2 separate regions of the Homo sapiens genome follow, and region 1 is linked to region 2. The links are chromatin contacts, found by Hi-C or POLR2A ChIA-PET in ENCODE. All regions are on one chromosome and are shown on one strand. The core of a region is the stretch at or near the end of the contact, and the rest is flanking DNA. Distances in the headings are between cores, read along the strand shown. Region 1 overlaps MBNL1 (muscleblind like splicing regulator 1). Region 2 overlaps MBNL1 (muscleblind like splicing regulator 1).

Evidence for each region. Hi-C counts contacts between places; a loop is a spot of excess contacts on that map. ChIA-PET counts read pairs that join two places held with the same protein, here RNA polymerase II (POLR2A). Pooled maps may share reads with other maps.
Region 1: a loop to region 2 is called in a map of heart left ventricle, with 2.5 times the contacts of the local background. The contact joins two enhancer-like sites. A Hi-C loop is called at or near these places in 7 of 168 maps with a recorded cell type or tissue (B cell, CD4-positive, alpha-beta T cell, CD8-positive, alpha-beta T cell and 4 more) and 8 of 50 pooled maps. POLR2A ChIA-PET finds 5 or more read pairs at or near these places in 10 of 52 experiments (BJ, CD4-positive, alpha-beta memory T cell, MCF 10A and 7 more).

Annotation. Positions count from the first base shown.
Region 1 is chr3:152,441,987-152,447,602 of GRCh38, reverse strand. It overlaps MBNL1 (muscleblind like splicing regulator 1), which reads right to left. Exons shown (of 10, transcript NM_021038.5): 5 at 2,064-2,321. Among named protein-coding and RNA genes, the nearest start is that of MBNL1-AS1, 180 kb to the right of the region's middle. Within about 2 kb of position 4,327, at least 5 of the 41 ENCODE cell types and tissues checked have a DNase peak (open chromatin) inside an H3K27ac peak, as active enhancers do; they include natural killer cell, where a contact is called at or near this core.
Region 2 is chr3:152,401,355-152,406,487 of GRCh38, reverse strand. The region is part of intron 2 of MBNL1 (muscleblind like splicing regulator 1); the gene reads right to left. Among named protein-coding and RNA genes, the nearest start is that of MBNL1-AS1, 130 kb to the right of the region's middle. Within about 2 kb of position 3,292, at least 20 of the 41 ENCODE cell types and tissues checked have a DNase peak (open chromatin) inside an H3K27ac peak, as active enhancers do; they include natural killer cell, where a contact is called at or near this core.

The sequences.
Region 1 (5,616 bases), core at 3,078-5,577, 40 kb before region 2:
ATAAAAAACAAATACCAGTAAAAAGAGAAAAAGAAAAAAGAAAAATCAGTCGAAGGCTAAAATTGTTAGGAAGCATGAGCAAGCAAGCAGCAGAGCACTTAACTACCCGAGGGAAAAAATCCAATGAACAAAAAATTAAGGAGGAAAAAAAAAAAAAAAGCAAGATAAAAGCTTTAAAGGAAGCATTATTTTTGTCCAAAACAAAATCTCACTAGTACAAGAGCACATGTTATAATGTGTTAAAGTGCTTTATGTCCCATAATGCTTCAGGCTTTCTGTGAGAAGCCATTGATTTGGGAAAAGAAGAAAAGCCGCACTGCGAGCTCCATGAGGATTGACAAGTATAAGCAATGTTAATAGTTAATTGTACAGAGTGACTGAAACAGATAAAATAAAAACTAACCCACTCTGCTCCTCCCCCCAGATCTACCTAGACATGCAAATGTCCCAGAGCATGCAAGTTTTTTTCCTTAAATACTGAACTATAAATATTAAAATGTAAATAATTCTACCACTAAAGCCATGCTAACCAAACAGGTACATAAATATACAGTCAAAAATACACTCTTTATGTCCTCCGACTATTTCTTCAGAACATTCTACAATGTAGTTAAACTGAATGTGGGCTGCTGGGCTTTCAGAATCTTTTATTGTATGATATCCATCTATGTACTTAGATTATAGTCTTTCTACTAATTTTGTCAGGAAACCACACTCAGTTTTTTCATTGTACTTTACAACTCTATAACAGAAAAAAGGATATATATTTTAAAGTTGATTTAAAAAAAAAACTTGTATCTACAATAAAGCTACATGCCAAGCTAAAAGGTGAAAGGTCATAGTACCAGGTCAAAGGTTGCCTCGAGGGGTCGCTTCAGTGATTTGACAGCCGACTGAGTCTTAATTAGCAGGCAGCGAGCACATGATGGCAATGGGCCAGTGGGGTTCAAGCGCATTAACATAAACAGCAAGCAGAGGTGCATCATGGGGGCAGCAGTGCATTTTTGGGTAGGTGAGAAAAAACAAATAAAAAAACAAATCATCGGAATGCCATATACAACGAATAACAAGACTAAGCATGCACAATAAAGGCACTACTGAGTTGTTATTGGGAGGATAACTCCTCTTTGTAGTTAATTACAAACAAGATACTCTAACAGAAAAAAAAAAGAGTGAAAGGAAGAGAGGAGGAGAGAGTCTGCCTTCTGTATTTTTGCTCAAGTATCCATAAACACAGAAAAGATCTCTCTCGTGATTATTTCACTGTGTTATGAAATACTACACAGTGACTTTTAAAATGAGTATTTCATTGATTTAAGTCATATATTTATGTAAAAAAATGACAACATTAAAACAGGTAAGCAAAGAACAAAGAATGGGCTCATTAAAATCAGCTACTAGATCACATTAAAATTTACCTTGAGAATATAGTTTAGTAGCTATTCTTAATGATCCAATTTCTAACTCCTTGAGTACTGCTGTCTCTCTCCTGTCTATATAATGGCATAGTCAAGCTTCTCTAGTGTTACTATTATGTTTATGCCACAATATTATTTCAGACAATCTAGATAGTATACTACTCAAAATCCTGTAGCTAATTCTAAGAACAATTTTGTTGAACAATTCTCCTAAATAGTTCCAGATCATGTTATTGTTAAAAGCAAGATATATGTAAAGAAGAGCCTTGATGTGCAAAAGAACACACCAAAGGAAAACAATGGCTGATTAGATGGCACACAGAAATAAGAAGACTGAAAATGGCAATATCGTTAAGTTGAAAAGGAGACAGGTGGTTCTTTACAAAGCAGAGATTTCAGAAACCCTACATCCACAATAAGACAGATTAAGAGTTAGGCCAAGAGTAGGAGCAATCTGAACCATTTGAGGAGTTACCCTCACTTCTGTGAAAGTAACTTCTTTATATATTGTCTGGGATACCTGAACAAACATATCTTCAGCAATTTTTTTAAAAAGGTTACTAAATGAATAGCTTGTAGTCAGATATAGTTGCTCACTTTGCTTTTCTGACTGCTAACAAGGAGAGAGCTGATATCTCTACTCACCATGGCAGCTGCGGTGGCTGCAGCCTGTGCAGCTGCAGCCTGGTTGACCTGGTATTGGGCAGCCTTGATCTTGGCTTGCAAATGTGCAGGGGGATGAAAGTATTTGCACTTTTCCCGAGAGCATCTCCCTTTGATGTAATCCATACACACAGTGACTGTGTTGTCATTGGTGTCAATCATTGTGCTGTCAGCAGGATGAGCAAACCGACAATCATTTTCTCCTCGGTTGCAATTGCCACGTTGGTACTCTCGACATACCTATGAGGTCATTAAGTACATGAGGTTTAGTCAACATGAAGAAGAAGAAGCTTTCTGAAGATTTTAACTTAAAGTGCAAGACTGGTGACAGAAGGCTATAGATGAAAAGGGAAAATGATTTTCAAACAAGGCAACAAGTAACTTCAGCATTTCCTAGTTTAGTTACAAATTATAACTCCATTTCAGTATAAATGTCCATAAGAAAATGCATGTATAATGTTAATTATGGTAAAAATACAATCTGAAATGGTGTTGATAAACTTATTAATTGCAAAGGGAAAAATAATAACTTCACAGTAAAGAAACATGGAAAACATCACTTTAACCAAGTGATCAAAATTAATATCACCAATAATGAGACATAATGATGTTGTGTATCTATTGATATGATACAATGAGAAGGGCACACAATCACAGTAGAGGTAGTACTGCCTGAATTTAATCAAGATGAAACATCAGATGAAGTGAATGGAAAGATATTTTACTAATAACCGACTAGTACTCTCCCAAAGTGTCAAGGTCATGCAAGACAGACTGAGATATTATCACAAGCTGGAGGATCCTGGAGTCACAGAAAGAATATTGGGAGGACAATTGGTAAAATTTGATTAAAGTCTGTAGATTGGTTAAACAGCAGCATATCTATGTTAATTTTTCTGGTCTTAAGAGGGATTCTACAGTTATGTAAGATATTAATATTTAGATCAGTAAAGCGTAGACAGAAACTCTTGGGTCCATTTTTGCAACTTTCGTGTAAATATAAAATTATTTCCAAGTGAAAAATATACAAAATCAAATTTGATAGCTTTTTATGAAAATGTTTCCAGGAGTTATTTTTTTGATCTTTAGAGATTCACTTGGTAGCTATATAAAGCAGTAAAAAAAGATTGGTTTTGTTATGTCTGTTTGTTTTATATTTGCTAATTCTGTTAATTTTGCCACGGAGATCTTAGGGAAAAGGCGAGAACATTATTTCTCATTCATCTGCGCAATTTTGACTCTTACTATTTAAAAGCAGTCTTCATTCAGGATACTTTGACCCTTTTACCACAAGAGGGCCATCTAAAACACAGAATGTCCTTTTAATATTTTCGTGCTCTTACTTCAAGCTTCAAGGAAACAGTTTTTAATTGTTCAAGTATCTTTTCACAAATAGCAAACGCAGATACTAAGCACTTTATTTTGAAGTTAAGCAAGAAAGAAAAACTGTAACCCTACTACGACTTAGGAAGCAAAGGTTTTCTTGGATTTGTATAAATACAATGATTGCATTTAAATCTGGGTGTTTTCCCACATTATATTCATATCCTATTATTGAGGAAAGTGTTTCTTAAAGAAGGAGATACTATAATCTGTATCATGCTACATCTTAAAAAAGAGCATTATAAATGATATCTTGCACTACTTGGAAACCTCAACCTAGCTAAAGTTTTGTGTTCCAAATACATACAATGAGCCAGTGTCATTCACCACTACACTCAGTTATTAAGATCACAAAAATGACTTAAAAAGTTATTCAAGATTCTGGTTTTTTATTAGCATATTTATCTTATTGAACATAAGAAAAAAAGTATTACCAAGATTTATAACTTAAAAGCAAAAAATGATCAAGCTGTTACCGAGAATAATTATCCTCCTCTCTGGCTGAACATTAGCATCAGCTATGGAGCTTGCTAAAACAGTACCCAGTACCTAATCAAAATTTATTGTATGTGAGGCTCATCACTATACTCAGGAAGAGTGATGTGCCTACATTAAATAATGATAAAAAGTTGTGTGTGTGTGTGTGTGTGTGTATGCTAAATATATACTACTGCATAAACGAAAGGGCTACTTTTCTGTTTAAGCAAGTCTATGTCAATGTAGGCATCACCAAACAGGAAACTTGCAGAAGGTCTATAAGTGATCTCTCTCAGCTGCTATTTGCTCCCTCAGTAATTCCTGCTTTCTTGAATATGCTCAAAATGAATTGGCAGCAGGGAACTAATACTCTACTTTTCCAATTTAGGTTACTCTTTGCCGCATTAACAAGAAAGAAGACTTGAATTTATTTAGGTTCTGTGTGTATGTATTTGCATGTGTGTGTGTGTGGGGGGGGGGGTTTCTACAGGTTAAGGATTGGTTTATTATAATTTCATGTTCTTTACTCTCCTGTGGAACATTTAGAAAGAATTCTAAAAATATTTAAGCAGACTTAATAACTAAGAATTAGCTCAGAATGTGTCATAAAACCAACCTTTTCTGAGGTTAAAAAAAACTTAGTCAACTGCTTTTGCATAATATGCATGTTTGACTCTTTCATATTTTTATTTTTTTTTACAGCTTACGGTTTCTCCTAAGAAATAGGACAGAAACATACTGTAATAGCTACTCTCACATTATTCTTGCTTGTGAAAAAATAAGGAAGAGAAAATCTCTTGTGAAAACTTGTACTGGTGAGAGTTACAGGCCAGTGGGACTGGAAATTTACCAAGCATTAGATATGCATCTGAATAGTGGGGTACCTATGGGAACATGAACTTCCCAAACCTTCTAAAACACATTTTCCCTAATAGACATCATCAATAAAATGGGATCTATCCCTTGGTTGCTCAATATGAGTTTGATCTGGTTTCTCTGATAAACTCAAGGACACTTTAGACTATGCTGATACCCAAAATAAATCTCTTAGACATACTATTACATTAGTAAATTATAACTGACAACATTTCACAAATTTAATCTCATAATTAAAAACAGGATAAGAAATTATAACATTTATCATACAGAGAATTTGAAACAGAATATAAAATTAAATCTGAAAATTCTAACAACACTGTGGTTCATTTTTCTCTTCTCATCCAGTCTTCTGTATGTATGCACACATTTTTAAAAATAATTGTAATTATAGTATAGCTATTATTTGGTGATCTTTTATGCTCAACAATGCAGCATAAGCATTTCTCATTTTGCTAAATAATTTCCAGAGTGAATACTTTTGATGGCTGCATCAAATTTCATCAAATAGTGTACATAATACAGGTAACTCTTTTGGAGGATATCTAGATAATTTCCAGTATTTCCATATTACAAGTAATATTCCAAGAATATATCCATGACTATAGGCATTTTTCATTATTTTTGGCAGATAAATGTACAGATTTATTGGTATATGTGTATGTACTGGGTCAACACATAAAAATATTTTCTGACTGGGCGCGGTGGCTCAAGCTGGTAATCCCAGTACTTTGGGAGGCTGAGGTGGGTGGATCACTTGAGGACAGGAGTTCGAGACCAGCCTGGCCAACATGGTGAA
Region 2 (5,133 bases), core at 2,043-4,542:
ACATTCTTGTGACAAAAAATACCACTTTTTTCTCCAGCAGCTTTTGCCTGTGAGAAATCAGATACACATACAACTGTTGCAGTAGCAGTTATTTCAGCACACAATTTTAGCTGATAGTCATCTGAAGAAATCTTAATCTCCTCAGAGTGGGCCTATAAGGCTCTTCTATTTAGAGTTGCTTGTGATGGGATGCTGTAAAAAGAAAGTCTCACTTTTTTTTCATACCTATGGCCTCCTCTATCCCAGAGAATCTTAGAAAAGTGTATCACCACTGCTGAGGTTAATGCTATGCAGGGCTTAACTGCACCTATTGTCTGCCACTATTCCATAGTCTTCATAGGCTCCAAAGACAGATCTGACCACCATCCCTGAGCCAAACCAGAGTCTCTATGACCTTGTGAAAGCCCAGTGACATTTGGTAGGTGCCAGCATCATTGAACACTCCAACATTTGTTGGCTGCTTTTTTTATAGCATCATGAAACTGGAAATGGCAGATCACTATGTTTCTATTATTTTTAAATTGCTTCATTATTTTTTCAGTACAGCAACAATCAGATTTCTAAACTGTTTGTAGCTGAAATACTTCTGAAGTTTTATGACATCCAAATCAGACACTTTTCAATCTTGGCTAATAGTTAAAAGCCCTAACATTTACATAATAAATGTTAGCGCTCTATGTGTAGAGCATGCCTTTCAGTGGAGAAACACAAAATGTGTTATAAATATTTATCCAATTTATCATTGTACCATTACTAGGTGGATTTACAGTATGACTGTCTCTATTAAATTTCTAGAGCTTTCCTGGGGATAAAACAGAGGTAAACTTCTTAAGTCAAATGCATCCAATTTTTCTTCTAACAATCTCTTGAAAGACTTATTTAAGCAGTTCTTTACAGACTGCTTAAACATAGTTTAAGACTAGTTCCTAGTACATTTACAAAGCAAAAATGCTCCAACTTTAAATCTCTCCTTCCCTTCAGGAAGTACTGACTAAAAACCAAAAGGTATATTTTTATTATAACACAGGAATAATAAAACTTACATAGTGCTTCCTATATTCCAGGTACTGTTTTCAAAACTTTACCAATGTTAATTCCCTTAATCCTCTCTCAGTATTACTGGGAAGGGTTGTTTGTAACATTTCAGTTTTTCTGAATACTTAAGTACGACAAAACAAGTGACTGAACCCAGGCAGTTTAACTACAAACTAGGTGCTCCTAATCATTACTGTAGGGATATGTATTTGTACCAAGTGTATCCCACTTGATCATCTGTAAGTTGTTTTGCTTTTGTTTAATCATTGACTGCTAATACTAGAAACAGATGACTCTAGGTCAGAACCAAATGGAAGTCTTCAACCCTTTTGAGTTCTGCAAAGGAGAAGATATTTCATAATGTAAGCAACTGAATTTGGAGAAGACTAATCCACATAGCATTTCCAAAGTGTAATGGGAAAAATTTAGATGCTTTTGTAAATTTCAATTTACTTGTCATTTTTTTTTCCTCAGAGGAACCTGTCTTACAGTATCAACAATATTTTTAAGAAATGGAACACCAAAGAAGTTAAAATATTGCTTCATATTATCTACTTCAATAAGAAACCTAGTGAAGCAAGAGGTTCTTGGATTATCTATATATTTCACTGACATGCCTCTTCAATTTGGATATAACACAAATAATGAAAAATTAATTATATATAGTTATATATTATATTTAGATATAAAATAATTTAAAAACTATTATATAATGAAAAAGTTATATATCTTTGTGTGTGTATATATACATACATATATATGTAAACATACATACAAACACATAAAATTAAAGATATAAAGTTAGACAGTAATATAGGATGGTATGTTTTAAGGGGCAAGTCTTTATTGAGAAATATAAAAGTAACTAAAGGAAATCAGAGAGGAAAAACATTTTGGTTAAGTCAGCTTGAGAATAATAACATCATTACTTAGTATTTATATGAGGCATTTGTTGTATTTGTACCTGCTAGATCCCACATATCCCTACAAATAAAGTAAAGTATCTCTAAAGTGATAACACTTATTCAGTCATGATAAATTTCAAAGTATAATATTATGTAATATGTTTCCAACAACCTATGTCAATATTTCCACTGTAACTCTTCCATTGAAGTCTACTCAGCCTTCTAGATGGGACAGCATATATTATGCATATAATTAGTGCTTAAATAATTTTCTAAACTGTAGCAGATGTGTAAAATTTTGGCTGCCATTTACATGCAGAAATTAGTATATATTACACTGCTCTGCATTGTCTTTGCCAAATACAAAGACCCTTTCTTTTTCCCAATTTTTCATTGGCACTCCTTTCTAAATCTGTGAGATTCCCTAACTGAAAAACAAATACTGTCAATTTCTGACCTCACAAATTCTGCCTCAAGTCCAGCCATTAAATGCTACTGCTTCACATAAACAATGACAGAGCACGAAGAAAAGGTGAGGCAATAAAGGTTCTCACCACTGCTGACCACAGTCTCCTTCAGACAGATCAACTTTGTACTTGAACAAAATGTGCTCAATGACACTGGCTCTGTCCCCATGGAGAAAACACTCCCCTCCCTGCCCCACCCCCCTGCCTATGACCATTTGCTAAAATTGTGCACTGCCATCAGCTCTCCCAGACTTGAGGCAGCAGCGAGGGGAAAGACAAATTGGCTCATGAGCCCAGAACATGTTTCTATTGGATGGACTGCAACAGCATAAGCAGTAAGGGTAAAGAAAATCTCTTGAGGCAAAAAAAAGCAGTATCACAACACAGGTTATCTGAGCCTGTCTCCTCCTCTGCACTCCACCCCCATACCTAGAGAATTCCACTGGTTTTCTAGGGCAGTTCCCCAAATAGCTAAAGTAACACTCAACAAACTACCTAAAAATTACCACTGAGAATAAAATAGAAAAGTCTCAGAATTTTTAGAATCATTTCATATACAGTATGTGTCTAGTATCCTTGAATAGTTTTTCAGAAAAAGATCCATATTAACAATAAACATACAAATAAAAATAGATGACAACTATAAACTATGGAACTTGTACCAAGTATCTACAGATGAGTCTATATAGCAAAAGGGTATTGAAGCCATCACGTTAAGCATAGATACTTGAAAGAGCTTAGTCATCACAAGGTGCTCTGTTCTAAATGGCAATCAGAAGCTGTAGTGCATATTCTTAAGTGCTTAGTTAAGATGAAAAGTATGGAGATGTTGGGCCTCACAGGAGCGTCAGCCATGGCAACACAGTTTTTTTTTTAACAAACCAGAATGTGAACGTGAGAGGGGAAAGCACAGAAGGTTGTCACACGATTTTTTTTTTTTTCTTGCTATCACACCAACAACATTTAGGCTGAAAGCCTGGATCTGCTAAACACTCTGCTCGGGTGCATTAAGTGAGTAAAGGAATATATCTGTGATTTCTACACTCTCTACCTGTGCTGAAAACAGGTGGCTTTTATTAGAAATAGTTGTTGTATCTTCCTTTGTATTTTGTACATGTTCCTCTCCTAATACTGGGCACTGTTTACACATCTTCCTTCCCTGGTGACAGCCTCCAGAAGGAGGCTCATGCCCACAGTCTATATCAGGCCAAGAAAACCCCATAAGTGTTTACCAAGTGAATGAGTCCTGACTATATTTCAGAATATAGGATATTCTGTCCAATAAAACAGCTCTCAAACATTCCTTTTGCATCTCTTTCAGGGTCCATAAACTGACATACTATAGCCCCATTTTTTTCTTCATTCAAATATATTTTTCTCTCCTCTAGTCTTCTACCATTTCCTCCTTTTCTCAGTTAACTGCTTACTACTGTTATCCAAGTACAAATTTGTGGCTCTGCTCCCACCTAAGTAAACAATATGGTCACCTGTTAGAGGTATCTGTATCCTAAGCTTGTAAGCTTCTCATATACACAAGCCTTAGAGACAAGCACAGAGAAACAGTCCCAGGAGTTGACATGGAAAGAGCAATACAGTCCCAGCTCAATGGTTAAAAATCACATGAAGTGAAATCAGAAAGTTGCTTGTTCAAATCCCAACTTTGATATTTATGAACAGTGAGACTTTGGGTTAATTATTAAACCTCATTGAATTGTAACCTCCTCTTCTATGAAAATGAGGATAAGAATACCAGGCTAGGGATAACGTGAATATTAAATGGGGGAATATATACAGGGGCCTCAATTATGGTCTGGTACTCAGAAAAGGAAAATGACCAGGCTGCTCTCACTCTCCTAGCACGTTCTTTACCTTGCAACCCCTGGTTCCCATCACTCAGGTCAATTTCTCCAGAGATGCTTGAAAGCATCCTTTTCTCCTGTTCCTTCAACATTTCCTTTGTCAGAGTTTGCCAGCTCACCATCAAGTTAAAACCTCCTTTAATGAACTAACCCAACAAAGCCTCTAGTAAATCTTTTTTTTTTTTTTTTTGAGACAGAGTCTTGCTCTGTCACCCAGGCTGGAGTGCAGTGGCGCGATCTCGGCTCACTGCAAGCTCTGCCTCCCAGGTTCACGCCATTCTCCTGCCTCAGCCTCCCGAGTAGGTGGGACTACAGGTGCCTGCCACAACACACGGCTGATTTTTTTTGTATTTTTAGTAGAGACGGGGTTTCACCAGGATGTGTTAGCCAGGATGGTCTCGATCTCTTGACCTCGTGATCTGCCCACCTCAGCCTCCCAAAGTGCTGGGATTACAGGCGTGAGCCACCACGTCCAGCCGCAAATCTCCTTTAATGAATTAACCCAAACGAAGCCTCTTTCACTGGACTATAGTATAGTTTAGTGCAATGAAAGAACACATATCCAGGAACCAATGAGACCTGTGTTCATTGCAGCTCTCTCACCCGCTAGCTACATGACCTTATGCAGGTACTCAAAACTCCCTGCCCAAGCCGTACCTTCACTTGGGAAATTGTGTTCAAGAAACAGTAGCTCCTAGAGTAGCTGTGACAAAGCTTTCCTCAGGCCAAAGTAAGAATCAACTCATGTTCATTTCACTTACCATTAAGAAACTGGGCATCTGTTTTTAAAAGGAGTTGATATTAAAAGTAAATCATTTTAATAGGTTAAATTTGATTATGAGAAGTGACCCTTTTCAAATGTCACTT